Linked DNA regions of Homo sapiens: region 2 is linked to region 1. A link is an interaction called in ENCODE POLR2A ChIA-PET data of the cell type or tissue named here. Cell type or tissue: PC-3. All regions are shown on one strand.

The links. ChIA-PET counts read pairs that join two places held together with the same protein. Peaks named below come from ENCODE experiments on the same cell type or tissue, not always from the same donor. Only the 100,000 strongest peaks of a DNase experiment are listed, where the experiment ranks them.
Region 2: POLR2A ChIA-PET joins it to region 1 with 15 read pairs; 4 of 35 experiments call an interaction of 5 or more read pairs at or near these places.

Annotation. Positions count from the first base shown.
Region 1 is chr15:41,805,206-41,813,205 of GRCh38, forward strand. MAPKBP1 (mitogen-activated protein kinase binding protein 1) reads left to right here. Exons shown (of 31, transcript NM_014994.3): 4 at 5,678-5,740; 5 at 5,973-6,030; 6 at 6,752-6,922; 7 at 7,311-7,448; 8 at 7,714-7,896. Among named protein-coding and RNA genes, the nearest start is that of JMJD7, 19 kb to the right of the region's middle. In PC-3, CTCF peaks have their summits at 1,565, 6,396 (motif pointing left) and 6,605; DNase peaks (open chromatin) are centred at 1,496, 4,136 and 6,366.
Region 2 is chr15:41,457,211-41,465,210 of GRCh38, forward strand. It overlaps RTF1 (RTF1 homolog, Paf1/RNA polymerase II complex component), which reads left to right. Exons shown (of 18, transcript NM_015138.5): 4 at 462-666; 5 at 7,561-7,675. Among named protein-coding and RNA genes, the nearest start is that of ITPKA, 33 kb to the right of the region's middle. In PC-3, no CTCF peak of the experiment used is centred here; no DNase peak of the experiment used is centred here.

The sequences.
Region 1 (8,000 bases):
AGGAGCTCCAGGCTGAGCATGGAGCCTGTCCTAGTGGCTCCTACATCCCTTGGCCGTTGTTTCCCCACGGGAAGCCCCCCTACTAGAGGATGCCAGACAGCCCCTTTGAGAGACTTAATTGAGTTGAACACCCTTAATTGAGTTGGGCCTTTTCCTCAGCCAGCTGGTGGAAGGTTGATGGGCCTTCAAGCCCAGCACAGCCCCTGTGCCCCTGTGCCCCTGTGCCCAGTCCTGAGAATGGGTTTCTCCTGGCTCCTATGCCAGAATGGCCTGGGTGAGTGCCCTGCGCACAGCTGCTCCTCTCCCGCTGGGATGGGAAGTGTCCCAGCAAGGTGACGGGGTGTATCTGGCAGCTAAGAAGAGACCTCTTGGTTGATTTAAGTGGGGAGGAGAAGAGGGAACCCCTGCTCTCCTGAGGAGGCCCTCCATTTCCTCAGCCCATGTTAAAATTGATTCTGAGATCCTCAGCTTTGAAGCATTGCACTGGGTGTGACAGAATTCTCCTCCTGAACTGTGTTCTCGTGACACCTGAGCTGAAGGAACACAGAGCTACCTTCTTACTTGCTGTAGGGTATTCGCCAGGGACAGTAGAGAGACCAGGTGGGCCTGAGAGAAGAAAAGGTTGGGACTTGGTGCCCAGGATCATGCAGTGTGTTAGCAGACAGGCCTGTGACCTCAGTGTTCTGCTCTTTCCACCTCTACACTGCCCTTGAGCATCAAGGAGTCCTAAATGCCTGAGGTACAGGAGAACCATGGACCTCTCCCCAGGGCCCTCATTCACACTCTGCTACCCAGGAGGTTCCTTGGCAGCCAGGGCTTTGAGATCTTGCCCCTAGTGACTTGAAGACATATTCACTTGTTTACAAATAATTACTGAGGGCCTATCGTCTAGGCCCTGGGAAATTAACAGTAAGTAAAACAGACCAAAAATACCATCCTCACAGAACTGGCAGTCTGGTGTGTGAAGATGGATCCCCACCCCCAGTGTAAGTTATAAGCGTGATTACAAATTGATGTGTGCTTTGGAAACAGTAGAAGCGGTAGCAGTGACGGAGGTAGGGTTGTAATGATAAATAGGGCTGGAGGGCGACATTTGAGCGAGGCCAGAAGCCCCTTTGGCATGCTTCTGTGAGTCATTCTCAGATTTTACCTGGTCTGAAAGAAAACAATTCAAAGGCCCAGGGTCCCTGGTTGACCTTGTGTGTCCTGCTCCCTGTGTCTGTGCTGCCCCATGCATAGCTCATCCCATCTGGGGGATGGAGAGTGGTAGGAGGTGGATCCTATGGGAATCCTGGGCTCTTTGTGGTAGCAGCAGGCCTGGACCTGTGTAGGGAAGGGGGATGTTGAAGGCTTGGCCCTTCCTGGGCAGTGGGCCCAGCACCTGGCACTGGTACTCCACAGCGTGACTCCCCCAGGCTGAGGCCTTACGTCCTTCTGTGAGAGTGAGCAGCCGCCCTGCACCCTCAGGTGCTGAGTTGCAGGACTCAGCTGATTGGTCCAACCCAGCCCTTGGCATGTGGTGGATCCCAGCCAGCACTGAGCAAGGGCTCACCCTGCTGGGCAGGGTCAGGGGATGTGGAGAGAAAGATTGATACAAACTGTGCCCCGCACTCCTCTCCCCAGCTGACCTAGGAGCTTGCTCAGAGTTCACCAAGAAGGCTGAGAGGGCTCCTTGGTGCTTTTGAGAACAGGTCAGGAGGGCCTCAAGTCAAGCACACAAGGAGCCCTGGCTATGCTGCTCTCACTTCAGCATCTGCGTTATCGTCCCTGCATGTGTAGCTGCGACCGTGGTTGCATGCTGTCTTTCTCTTGTTGGATGGCTTCCAAATATCAATAATTAGAAATAAAAATAGTTGCTTAAGGGATGACCTCTGTGTGTTTCCTTTTCTTGCTTAGCTCTTCCATGGCACACCTGAGAATTTCTTAGGCTATACTGGGGGCAAGGGGATGTTAGAGGAGGGAGAAATTGCCTCATTGCCTCTAGCCAGTCATCCTTCTATCTACGTAGTGTTCCTACACACACACACATGCATCATTCACCCTTCTTCCACCATGGAGCTGAACATAGGAGAAGGAGGAAACAGAGGATATTGTGTCCCAGGAAGACTGAGTTTGTATGCAGTGACTTGGAAAGTGTTTTAAGCAGTCTGATGCACTACCCTTTAAAGGCTGAAATGCTGCTTTGGGATGAGAATTAAGGGAAAACTCATAAACTTGCAAATAGATCCCAGTTTTTCTGGATTTGGAATATGGTTGGCTGGATTATGCATCGAGTCAATTCAATTAGATCAACTCTCAGCTGAAGCCCTTTACTGTGGTTCCTGTGTAACTAATCAGAAGGCTAGGGAACCTGTCCCCATTCAGACTAGAGCCTTTGCTGGAGAGAGGAGTCTGTAGAGGGCCTCAGGTCAGCACAGATTGCAGGAAGGTTCAGAAAACGTTGTTTAACCACTGAGAACTTTCTGGGCTCTGAATTCATGATAGTGGCAGGCCTGGGGCTATTACTTTTCATATACTGCATAAAGTATTAAAACCTAAATATCTAAATTTGGCTGGGCACAGTGGCTCACGCCTGTAATCCCAACACTTTGGGAGGCCAAGGTGGGTGGATCACCTGAGGTCAGGAGTTTGAGACCAGCCGACCAATATAGTGAAATCACATCTCTACTAAAAATATAAAAAAATTAGCCAGGCTTGGTGATGGGTGCCTGTAATCCCAGCTACTGGGGAGGCTGAGACAGAAGAATTGCTTGAACGCGGGAGGTGGAGGTTGCAGTGAGCCGAGATCACGCCACTGCACTCCAGCCTGGGTGATAGAGTGAGACTCCATCTCAAAAAAAAAAGAAAAAAAAATCTAAATCTGTGCACTTTGAACTCTTATAATTTTCTTTCTTTCTTTCTTTTTTTTTTTTTTTTTTGTAGACCTAGTCTCGCTCTGTCACCCAGGCTGGAGTGCCATGGCGTGATTTTGGCTTGCTGCAAGCTCCGCCTCCTGGGTTCACGCCATTCTCCTGCCTCAGCCTCCCCAGTAGCTGGGACTACAGGTGCCCGCCACCACGCCTGGCTAATTTTTGTATTTTTAGTAGAGATGGGGTTTCACCATGTTGGCCAGGATGGTCTCGATCTCCTGACCTCGTGATCTGCCAGCCTCAGCCTCCCAAAGTGCTGGGATTACAGGCGTGAGCCACCACTCCCGGCTCTGTTATAATTTTCGTTTGCCTGCTCAAGAGCGATGGGGTGCAGAGTTTCCAGAGCCATCTTGCTTTTGTCGTACTTTTTTTTTTTTTGAGACAGAGTCTAGTTCTTGTCGCCCAGGCTGGACTGCAATGGCATGATCTCAACTCATTGCAACCTTCACCTCCTGGGTTCAAGCAATTCTCCTGCCTCAGCCTCCCAAGTAGCTGGGATTACAGGTACCCACCACCACACCTGGCTTATTTTTGTATTTTTAGTAGAGATGGGGTTTTACCATGTTGGCCAGCCTGATCTCGAACTCCTGACCTCAGGTGATCTGCCTGTCTCAGCCTCCCGAAGTGCTGGGATTATAGGCATAAGCCACTGTGCCCGGCCTGTCATACTTTTTAAAACCCTCCTGACTGTGACATTCTAGAAGGGGAAGCAGGAGACTAGAAAGTGGTATAAAAAGAGAAAGGAGTTCAAGACCAGCCTGGGCAACATGGCAAAACCCCATCTCTACAAAAAATACAAAAATTAACTGGGTATGGTGGCATGTGCCTGTAATCCCAGCTACTTGGGAGGCTGAGGTGGGAGGATTGCTTGAGCCCAGGAGGTCGAGGCTGCAGGGAGCTGTGATGGTGCCATGGTGCCACTGCAGTCCAGCCTGGGTGACAGAGCGAGACCCTGCCTCAAAAAAAAAAAAAAAAATGAAGGAAGGGCTGAGCCAGGGTGGCATGAGCCTGTAATCCCAGCTACTTGGGAGGATGAGGCAGGAGGATTACTTGAGCCCAGGAGTTCAAGACCAGCTTGGGCAACATAGTGAGACCTTGTCTCAAAAAAACAGAGAAAGGAAACAGGAACAAGGAAAGAGTAGGAAATGGAGAAAGAAGGAGGAAAAAAAAACAGGAAGAGTTGAGGGGTTAGAGGAGAAAATGATGTGACTCAGGAATTCCACAGCTGTTGGTCAGCCTGGCAGTTCTGGGCATATCTAGTCACATCGGAGGTCCCAGTGTCCCCAAATTTGCATATCAAAGTGGTTTATTGAGCCCAAGATGCTTAGCCCTCACTAGCAACTTGCACCTACCTCCCTTCAAGTTTCCAGCCAGTAGTGGCGTTCAGATATGGGGGCTGCAGTGGGGTCCCACTAGGGAAAATTAGGTCTGGGGGAAGTAGCTGTCTCCTCTTTCTCTCCTCCCTGCCTTTCCTATTCGCAGTCTCCAGGCTTGCTCTTGTCTGCTATTTCCAGTGCTAATGAAGAGTTGAGGCAGAAGGGGCAACGGGCCAGGGCCTGCTGACAGCCAGGAAGCCTAAAGAGAAGCTGCCTGGCTATTGGCCTTTGGCTTCTTGCCCCCGATTCCTACTACCCAGCTTCCATCTCCGGAGCTGCCTCTGGAAAGGCAGGACCTGATTCCATCCAGCAGCCTTGCTGCCTGACGGGAGAGGTTGCCCCCACCTTCTCTGTGAGGCAGGCAGAGTCCCTGATTCTGCTTCTGGCAGTCGGGGGGTTCTTCTCAGGTTTCTTGGGGCCAGAGATTCTCAGGGTGGGGCTTGGGACCTCTGTGGCACTGTAAGGCTTTCCCAGGCCTTCTCAGGCTATCTCTATCCCCCACCCCATCTTACTGAGCCTCTCTGCTGTGTGGCCCCTGCCTCGCCTCCCACTTCCTTCCTTATTCAACACATGGTGTGGGGGGCCAGCTCTTGCCAGGTACACACGTGGGTGCACACGTGAGAGGCCTTACATCTTAAGGCACACATGCTTGATACACGTGTGGCCCCAAGCCTGTGAACGGGCTGTGCACCCGAGGCCTGCTTTGCCCAAATCACATTTCTTCTTCCCTCCTACACCCCTTCCTGGGGTATGCACAAGGGCTGCGGGATGGCCTGTGTCCCTGCTGCCCTTTGTGGGTATGGCCAGAGATAGAGCTGGTATTTAGGGGCCTGGCTGGGGGGACAGGCTTCCAGGGAACCCTTTCACCCTCATGGGGCTACAGAGATAGTTCCTCTTGGGTGGGGAAAAGGAGCAAGAACAGGTTGCCAGGAGAAAGCAGTGGAGGCTGGGCACGGTGGCTTATGCCTGTAATCCCAGCACTTTGGGAGGCAGATCACTTGAGTTCAAGAGTTTGGGACCAGCCTGGGCAACGTGGCAAGATCCCGTGTCTACAAAAAAAAAAAAAAAAAAATACAAAGATTAGCTTGCATGGTGGCACATGCCTGTGGTTCCAGCTACTAGGGAGGCTAAGGTGGGAGGATTGCTTGAACCTGCAAGTTGAGGCTGCACTGAGCCATGTTTGCACCACTGCACTCTGGCTGGGATGACAGAGTAAGATCCTGTCTCAAAAAAAAAAAAAAAAAAAAAAGAAAAGGAAAAAAACAGTGGAGCCCTTCTGAGCTCTTTCTACCCAGCTCCCTCTGCCGGGTGACTGGAAGTCCTGGGTGGCCTGGAGGGCTCCTGGGGGAGCTGTGGTTTGCTGCTGAGCCTGTTGTCTGCTCATCTCCTCAGGTGTGTGGTTGTGTTGTTCAATCCCCGGAAACACAAACAGCACCACATCCTCAACAGTTCCAGGTAAATGGGCTGGGGTCCTCAGGATACCTCTTCCTTCTGGGAGCTATGAGAAGGGCACTGTCTAGAGTCTCTATGGCTCTGGGGGCTGGGACCTGGTTGGGTCCTAAAGCCAGATGGGGAAGTGCCACATGTGCCATTGGTGTCTGCTGGTCTCACCTTTTGAGAGGCTGGGAGGGGGCTAGGCTTAGGCCAGGCTGCCAGTGCCCCTCTGAGCCTGCCCCATCTCTTGCAGGAAAACCATCACTGCCCTTGCCTTCTCCCCTGATGGCAAGTACTTGGTCACTGGAGAGGTGAGTGAGGAAGAGGGCTGGCAGTACTGTAAAGAGGGCAGGTGTCCTGGCCTCCGCAGAGAGCTGCGGTCCTAGGCCTGCTGTCACTTTGGCTTCTGAAACAGACACCAAATCCTGGTTTTCGCTATACCTTAAAATAGTGGTTCTCAAGCTTTAGTGTACATCAGAATCACTTGGAGGGCTTGTGAAAGCACACATCACTAGCCTGGTCCTCAGAGTTTCTGATTCTGTAGGTCTGGGATGGGAGTCTGAAATGTGCATTTGTAACAAGTTCCCAGAGAGTGCTGATCCTGCTGGTGAAGGAAGCGTGCTTTGGAAACCACTGCCTTAACTATTCCTTACCCCCGGGGGCCCCCTGCTGGGCTCAGGAGGAACGCTTCTGTCCTGGCGGCGTAGTCTTACTAGGGGCAGAAATAGACCTGAGTGGTAGTGGCTCTCAATGCCGGCTGCCCATCAGAACCATTCAGGGAGCTTTGAACAACCTGAAGTACAGACGGCCACCCAGAGATGCTGACTAAAATCCGGGGCCACTTTCTTCCTGGTAATCACTGTTGCCCTCAGATCTTTATCATATTTCCTCTATACCCTGCCCTGACTTTTGGCTGGGGAAGTGATGGTATCTAGTAGCTGAGGAGGCGAGGGCCCCGCTCTGGAAGACGAAGTGGGGCTGTATGCCTGTGGAGAAGTCAAGAACTCACTTCCAGTTCTTGCCTCCCTGCAGAGTGGGCACATGCCTGCCGTGCGGGTTTGGGACGTGGCAGAGCACAGCCAGGTGGCCGAGCTGCAGGAGCACAAGTATGGTGTGGCTTGTGTGGCCTTCTCTCCTAGCGCCAAGTACATTGTCTCTGTGGGCTACCAGCATGACATGATCGTCAACGTGTGGGCCTGGAAGGTGAGTGGCTGGGTGGGGTGGCCTGGCAGCCTCACAGGGGTCAAGTGTCAGCTGGGGAGGCAAGAGACTGCTGACCTGCACTGCTCCATTCCACCCCACTGAACCATTCTCATTCTAGAAAGTTATTTGAAGCAGAAAAGAGCAACTGTGTGGCCAAGCATGTTGGTTGAAGGGGCTAGCTTTATGCCTTCAAAGACTTCTGCAGGAAACGAATCTTTTCAGCTCCTCTAGAAAGGGATTATTTCCCTACCCCTCTTTTTCTGGCCAGTAAATTCTGGAAAGAAACACTTTGTCAAGTACAAATTCTAATTCTCCTCCATTCTCTGAGTCACTGTCTTCTTAGCTCCAAGAGACAGAGCCTTGATTCTTCCTTTGGCATCCCCTCCAGAAAAACATTGTGGTGGCCTCCAACAAGGTGTCCAGTCGGGTGACAGCAGTGTCCTTCTCTGAGGATTGCAGCTACTTTGTCACTGCAGGCAACCGACACATCAAATTCTGGTATCTCGATGACAGCAAGACCTCAAAGGTGAGGTGCTGAAGCTGGGAGTAGCCACCAAGGCCCCTGGCAGGGCCTGCCCAGCCCAACCCAGGAGACTCTGCCCCACTTGGGCCTCTCTCTGCATTCCCAGCAGTCATGCAGAAGTTTTGGATGAGCCAGATGCTGTCTGGGCTGAGGAGTAGGCCCAAAGAGCAAGGAGGTGCTGGAGGCGTCCCCTGTACTCTCCTAGGGCCCAGTTTCCAGGGGCAGGCTCTGGGGTGGATGGGGGTGTAACAGTGGTGTGCCTCCACAGGTGAATGCCACTGTGCCCTTGCTGGGCCGCTCAGGGCTGCTGGGAGAGCTACGGAACAACCTATTCACTGATGTGGCCTGTGGCAGAGGAAAAAAGGCGGACAGTACCTTCTGCATCACGTCCTCAGGGCTGCTGTGCGAGTTCAGTGATCGAAGGCTTTTGGACAAGTGGGTGGAGCTGAGGGTAAGTACCTCCGTCCCCAGGGGTAGGGTCTGCTCATGTCTCAGCTCAGGGGAGAACTAGTGCCCAGGGCTTCAGACTAGGGGCTGGTCCCTTGTGCATACGGG
Region 2 (8,000 bases), 350 kb before region 1:
TGGCAACAAAGCGAGACCCCAATTCTATTTAAAAAGTAAAAATAAATAGGCGCAGTGGCTCACGCCTGTAATCCCAGCACTGGGAGGCCGAGGTGGGCAGATCACCTGAGGTCAGGAGTTCGAGACCAGCCTGAACAATATGGTGAAACCCCGTCTCCAATAAAAATACAAAATTAGCTGGGTGTGGTGGCACACATCTGTAATCCCTGCTACTTGGGAGGCTGAGGCAGGAGAATCGCTTGAACCCGGGAGGTGGAGGAGCTGAGATTGTGCCACTGCACTCCAGCCTAGGCAATAAGAGCAAAACTCCATCTCAAAAAAAAAGTAAAAACAAATAAGTAAAATAACAAACTGGTTTCTTACTGTAGCTGAAAGAAGGGTGATGTTGTCAACATTGTGGAGCCGCTTGTGGCCTGTCTTCTGTAGCATAGTGTAATCTTGTGTTTGGGCCTTTGTTGCAGGTGAAGTGTCAGACTCTGACAGCAACAGCTCCTCTTCCAGTTCAGATTCAGACTCTTCCTCAGAAGATGAAGAGTTCCATGATGGCTATGGAGAAGACCTCATGGGAGATGAGGAAGACAGGGCCCGTCTGGAACAGATGACAGAGAAAGAGAGAGAGCAAGAACTGTTCAATCGCATAGAGAAGAGGGAGGTGTTGAAAAGAAGGTAAGGTTGTCCTCGTCGTTGTCCCCCCCCCGCCCCCACCTTTTCTGTTCATCTCTTTTCTCATACTTCCCTGTCCTTCACACCTGACCTACACATGGAGACTGGCATTTGGAATTGACTGTTAACATGATGAGACGCAAGTGATGTATTAAATTTCAATCACATTCATTATTTACTCAGTGCCACTGGCTTTGTTTACTAATGTACGTTATTCAGAAGGTTTTATTCATAAGACATTATTTATGTGCACTATTTAATCTTCACAACTGCTCTGTGAAGTTGGTTATACCATATTACAGAGGTAGACGCTTAGGCTTAGAGACATTAGGTAACTAAAGAGTAAGCTGCATGAAGGGAGAGACTTTGTCCTTTTCGCCACTCTATTCTTAGTGCCTAGAACAGTACCTGGCACAGAGATATGCACTAAATACTAGTTGAGTGAATGAATGAAGAAACTTGCCCAAGGTGATTTAGCTGGTAAGTGGTAGAACTGGATTTCAAACCTGGGACCATCTGACACCATAAAACACGCTGTGGCCATATCCTCTCCTGCGTCACATTTCCTGTCATTTTACCTATTCTGTAACACCGCACTACAGGCAGCATTCTAAAGGGAATTACATACTTTGGGAGGCCGAGGTGGACGGATCACCAGAGATCAGGAGTTCTAGACCAGCCTGGCCAACATGGTGAAAACCCATCTCTACTAAAAATACAAAAAAATTAGCCTGGTGTGGTGTTGTGCACCCGTAGTCCCAGCTACTCAGGAGGCCGAGGCAGGAGAATTGCTTCAACCCAGGAGATGGAGGTTGCAGTGAGCTGAGATGGCGCCACTGCACTCTAGCCTTGGTGAGAGCGAGACTCTGTCTCAATAAAAAATAAAAATAAAAATAAATAAATAAAAGGAATTACAGGCCAAGTGTGGTGGCTCACACTGGTAATCCCTGCACTTTGGGAGGCCAAGGCGGGCGGATCACTTGAGGTCAGGAGTTCGAGACCTGCCTGGCCAACATGGTGAAACCCATCTCTACTAAAAATACAAAAAATTAGCCAAGCATGGTCGTACGCATCTGTAATCCCAGCTATTCGGGATCCTGAGGCAGGAGAATGGCTGGAACCCAGGAGGCGGAGGTTGCAGTGAGCCAAGATTATGCCACTGGACTCCAGCCTGGGCGACAGAGGGAGATTCCGTCTCAAAAAATAAAAAATAAAGGGAATTACAGGCCTGGCGCGGCGGCTCACACCTGTAATCCCAGCACTTTGGGAGGCTGAGGTGGGTGGATCAGTTGATTCCAGGAATTCAAGACCAGTCATGGCAACATGGCAAAACGCTCTCTCCTACAAAAAATAGTCAGGCATGGTGGCCCATGCCTGTAGTCCCAGGTACTTGGGAGGCTGAGTCAGCAGGAGTATCATTTGAGCCCGGAATGTAGAGTTTGCAATGAGCTGAGATTGCACCACTGCACTCCAGCCTGGGTGACAGAGTGAGACCCTGTGTCAAAAAAAAGGGAGGGGAATTATAGAGATTGTTTTTGTCTTGATAAAGATCAGTACGTGATTTGATTTCTACTGAGCAAAAAGTATTGAAGTAATCATAAGATTGCGTTGGTTTTAGAACATGAATACAGTAATGATTGAGAGTAATATGGGAACACATCAAATGATATGTAAAAATTAAATGAACAAATGGTGTTTTAAAGCTTTATATTTTACAAATTGGCTTCAAATTGTTCACGCTCCTAGGTTGAAATAATTTTCCAAAATTCATATTTGGAGCCCTGTCTTCACAGGATTCAAGACTTGGAATTTCTCCTCATTATGTACAAGTTAGGTATCTGACTATCCTCTAGCATGGTTTTTGTATTTTTTTAAAAAGTCAAGTGTTAAATTACTTTTTGATATTTAGAAGCTGCTTCAATGTTTTGAACTTTTGCCATATTTTAAATGGAAAAGTTTTAAATATGGCAGTAGTTCTTCCTTATCTCCTAACAGAATTTCAAGGTAAAAATAAACTTGGCTTTTGTCTTGGAAATAAAATAGCCCTCAGAACAAGGATCCTACCTATTTAATCTTATGAAAGGAGAATAGAAGCATTTTCTTTGGCAGCACTTAGTTCCTTTTCATCTGGGAGTTTTGTTTGTCCCTTCTGGAGACCATATTAAGTATGCTGAGTTATCCTAGAGAAGAATGTTTGGCTTTCAGTCAGCAGCAAGCAATAGACATTTGATTTTTGTTTTTGTTTTTGTTTTTTTTTTTTTTTTTTGAGACAGACTTTCATTCTTGTTGCCCAGGCTGGAGTGCAATGGCACGATCTCGGCTCACTGCAACCTCCACTTCCTGGGTTCAAGTGATTCTCCTGCCTCAGCCTCCCAAGCAGCTGGGATTACAGACGCCCGCCACAACGCCCGGCTAATTTTTGTATTTTTAGTAGAGACAGGGTTTCACCATGTTGGCCAGGCTGGTCTCAAACTCCTGACCTCAAGTGATCCACCTGCCTCAGCCTCCCAAAGTGCTGGAATTACAGGTGTGAGCCACCGCGCTCGGCTTCAACATTTGTTTTGAGTGTGAATCCTTCCAAGTTTACCTATATTGGAACAAATAGGACTTAATAAACTGTGCTGGAGTTACCAGATGGTTTAAAATTTGTATATCTGAACTGTGGAAAGCATAGTAAGATGTTGTCGTGTAAGGCCAATAAGTCCTATGACAAAATCACAAAGTAGCTCAAGGGTAATAGGTGGCTTGTCTCAAACTTAGTTTTTATGTTTTTCACCTTACGTGAATGAGACAGTTGACTGATTCAGTGACTTCTTAAAAAAAAATTTTTTTTTTTTTTAGACAGAGTCTGGCTTTGTTGTCCAGGCAGGAGTGCAGTGGTGTGAACTCGGCTCACTACAATTGCCACCTCCTGGATTCAAGCCAGCCTCCCACCTCAGCCTCCCAAGTAGCTGGGACTACAGGCTGTAGGCTACCATGCCTGGCTAATATTTTTTCTTTTTTTTCTTTTTTTTTTTTTTTGAGATGGAGTCTCACTCTGTTGCCCAGGGTGGAATGCAGTGACACGATCTTGGCTCACTGCAACCTCCGCCTACCAGGTTCAGTGATTCTCCTGCCTCAGCCTCCTGTGTAGCTGGGATTACAGGCATGCGCCACTATGTCAAGCTAATTTTTTTTTTTTTTTTTGAGATGGAGTTTTGCTCTTGTTGCCCAGGCTGGAGTGCAATGGCACAATCTCGGCTCACTGCAACCTCTGCCTCCCGGGTTCAAGCAATTCTCCTGCCTCAGCCTCCCCTGTAGCTGGGATTACAGGCGCCCACCACCACGCCCAGCTAATTTTTGTATTTTTAGCAGGGACGGGGTTTCACCATGTTGGCCAGGCTGGTCTCCATCCACCTCCTGACCTGAGATGATCCACCCGCCTCTGCCTCCCAAAGTGCTGGGATTACAGGCGTAAGCCACTGTGCCTGGCCAATTTTTGTATTTTAAGTAGAGACAGGGTTTCACTATGTTGGCCAGGCTGGTTTCCAAGTCCTGACCTTAAATGATCCTCCTGCCTTGGCCTCCCAAAGTGCTGGGATCACAGGCGTGAGCCACCACACCGGCCTGGCTAATTTTTCTTTCTTTTTTTTTTTTTGAGACTGAGTCTCGCTCTGTCCCCCAGGCTGGAGTGCAGTGGCGCAACCTCGGCTGACTGCAAGCTCCGCTTCCCGGGTTCATGCTATTCTGCCTCAGCCTCCCAAGTAGCTGGGTTTACAGGCGCCCGCCACCACACCCAGCCAATTTTTTGTATTTTTAGTAGAGATGGGGTTTCACCGTGTTAGCCAGGACGGTCTTGATCTCTTGACCTCGTGTTCTGCCTGCCTTGGCCTCCCAAAGTGCTGGGATTACAGGTGTGAGCCACCGTGCCCGCCGGCCTGGCTAATTTTTCATATTGGCCAGGCTGGTCTGGAGTTCCTGACCTCAGGTGATCCACCCACCTCGGCTTTCCAAAGTGCTGGGATTACAGGCGTGAGCCACCTCTCCTGGCCCTGTAATTTTTTTTTCTTTTTTTTTTTTTTTTAGAGAGGGGGGGTTTGCCATGTTGCCCAGGCTGGTCTTGAACTCCTGGCCTCAAGCAATTCGTCCACCTCGGCTTCCCAAAATGCTGGGGTTACAGGTGTGAACCACCACCCCCAGCTTCAGTGACTTTTTTTAGTGACTATAAGAATGGTTTAGTGTGCTGATTATTAAGACAGAGGTTCAGAGCCATCATAGAAAATTGATATTTTAGTAGTTCGTTTGTTTAGCTTCAGGGCAGTGCAATATGGAAACTCTGGAATTTCCTGAATCTTTTTTACTTTAAAAGCTCTTTATATGGATTGCATTTAATCTTTGTAGTCTTTTTTATGTAAGCACCATTAGCATCCTGTTCTCTAGCCAGCAGCACCAGTAGTGAGATGTCATTTTCAGTTGTTAGATTATTCATGGGGGCAGGAAGCATAAAAGGTAGCCTGGTTGTAGAAAGGGCACTGACATTGCAGTTAGAAGGTCTAGGGGTCAAGTCAGACTCGCTGGAGGGGTGATCGGAGTTAAATCACTTTCTCTTCCTGCCTCAGCTTCCTCCTGGGGGTTGTTGTAAACCTCAAGAGAGATTATATACATAAGAACATTATGTAAATGTAAACTATCACTAACTCTAAAAAATAACTTTGTTTAAAATAACCCACTTAAAGTGTATAATTCATTGGTTTTTATATGTCCACAGAGTTGTGCAATCATCACCACAATTAATTCTAGAGCATTTTGTCACTCCTGTATTTCCCCATAAGCCTCCCAGCCCTAGGCAACCACTAATCTCCTTTCTGTCTCTCTAGATTTGCCTATTCTGGATATGTTTATTATTATTGTTGTTGTTATCAAGACAGGGTCTCGTTCTGTCACCCAGGCTGGAGTGCTGTGGCATGATTATAGCTCATTGAAGCCTCGACCTCCTGTGTTCAAGCAATCCTCCCACCTCAGCCTCCCAAGTAGCTGGGACTATAGGCGTGTGCCACCACCTGGCCAATTTTTTAAACTTTTATTAAAGAAGAGGTCTCGCTATGTTGTCCAGGCTATTCTTGAACTCCTAGCCTCAAGCAGTCCTCCTGCCTTGGCCTCCCAAAGTGTTTAGATTACAGGCATTAGCCACCATGGCCGACCTGGATATTTTATATAAATGAAATCATAATATGTAGTCTTTTGTGACTGACTTCTTTCACTTAGTATGTTTTTGAGGTTTATCCATTTAGCATGTATTAGTACTTCACTCCTTTTTATGTCTGAGTAATATTCCATTTTATGTATATACCACATTTTGTTTATCTGTCCATCTGTTGATTTATATTTGTGGTGTTTCCTCCTTTTTGCTATTGTGACTGGTGCTGCTGTGAACGTTTATATACAACAATTTGAGTACCTATTTTCAGTTCTTTTGAGTGTATACTGGAAAGTAGAATTGCTGGCTGGTACGGTAACTCTTTCTAACTTTTTGAGAAACTGCAGCTGCATCATTTTAGATTTCCCATCGGCAATAAGTGTACTAGTTTCTCCACCTCTTCACTAACACTTTAACACTTGTCTTTTCCTTTTTTTGTTGTTGTTGAGACAGGGTCTCACTCTGTCGCCCAGGCTAGCTAGAGTTCAGTGGTATGATCATGGCTGGCTGCAGCCTCAATCTCCTGGGCTCAAGCAGTTCTCCCACCTCAGCCTGCCAAGTAGCTGGGACTACAAGCATGTACCACCATGTCCAGCCAATTTTTAAAATTTTTGTAGAGACAGGGTCTCACCATGTTGTCCAGGCTAGTCTCCAACTCCTGGACTCAAGTGATCCTCCTGCCTTGGCCTCCCAAAGTACTGGAATTACAGGTGTGAGCCACCGTGCCTGGCCTCCCTTTTTGTGATAATAGCTATCCTGGTGGGTGTGAAATGGTCTTTCATTGTGTGTTTTTTGTTGTTGTTTGTTTGTTGTTTGTTTTCAAGACGGAGTCTCACTCTGTCGCCAGGCTGGAGTGCAGTGGCGTGATCTTGGCTCACTGCAACCTCCGACTCCTGGGTTCAAGCAATTCTTCTGCCTCAGCCTCCCGAGTAGCTGGGATTACAGGCACATGCCACCATGCCCAGCTAATTTTTGTATTTTTAGTGGAGATGGGGTTTCACCATTTTGGCCAGGATGGTCTCAATCTCCTGACCTCGTGATCCGTCCACCTTGGTTTCCCAAAGTGCTGGGATTACAGGTGTGAGCCACTGCACCGGGCCTGTTTGTTTGTTTGTTTATTTTTTGAGATGGAATCTCACTCTGTCGCCCAGGCTAGAGTGGCGCAGATGAGTACAGCAATACCCTATATATGTTCTCTTTCTCTCTCTTTTTTTTTTTTTGAAACGGATTCTTGCTCTGTCGCTAGGCTGGAGTGCAGTGGCGCGATCTTGGCTCATTGCAACCTCCCTCCCGGATTAAAGCGATTCTCCTGCCTCAGCCTCCCAAGTAGCTGGGACTACAAGTGTGCGCCACCATGCCCAGCTAATTTTTGTATTTTTAGTAGAGACGGGGTTTCACCATGTTGGCCAGGATGGTCTCGATCTCTTGATCCCCCCGCCTCGGCCTCCCAAAATGCTGGGATTACAGGTGTGAGCCCCTGTGCCTGGCCCGTAGTCTCTCATTTTAAACATATTCCAACTTAATGCTATCAAATATTTTATATTTTGTTGTAATTAACATATTAAATATTTTTAATGTACTTAAAAGGTACACCAGAGTTTCTTGCAGGAAAGCCAAAATATCTATTAGCTCCTTTCCCTTAGTTCCTTTCTCCTATCTAATAGAAATCAGTTTTTATATACATTTCATTGCTACTTAAAAACCAAATATCTTTTAACCAGATTTGAAATCAAGAAAAAACTAAAAACAGCCAAAAAGAAAGAAAAGAAAGAAAAGAAGAAAAAGCAAGAAGAGGAGCAAGAAAAGAAAAAACTGACACAGATTCAAGAATCTCAGGTAGGAGATTCAGTGTTCCTCATTGTCCAAAGAATAAACCTGTTTTGAGTGTGTGTGTGTGTGTGTGTGTGTGTGTGTGTGTAAAAGGTGGATTTATATTAATCAGCCTAAGTTTATAAGACTTGTGACATGGTTTCATTAATCTCTGGACATATCACCATTAGCTGTGCTGTTAAATCCTTAGCACTTTTTCCTTTGCTTTCCTTTTTCCTTTTCTTTTTTCTTTCTTCTTTCTTTTTCCCTTTTCTTCCCCTCCCTTCCTCCTTCCCCCTTCCCTTCCTCCTTCCCTTCCTCTTCCCTTTCCCTGGTCTCATTATGTTGCCCG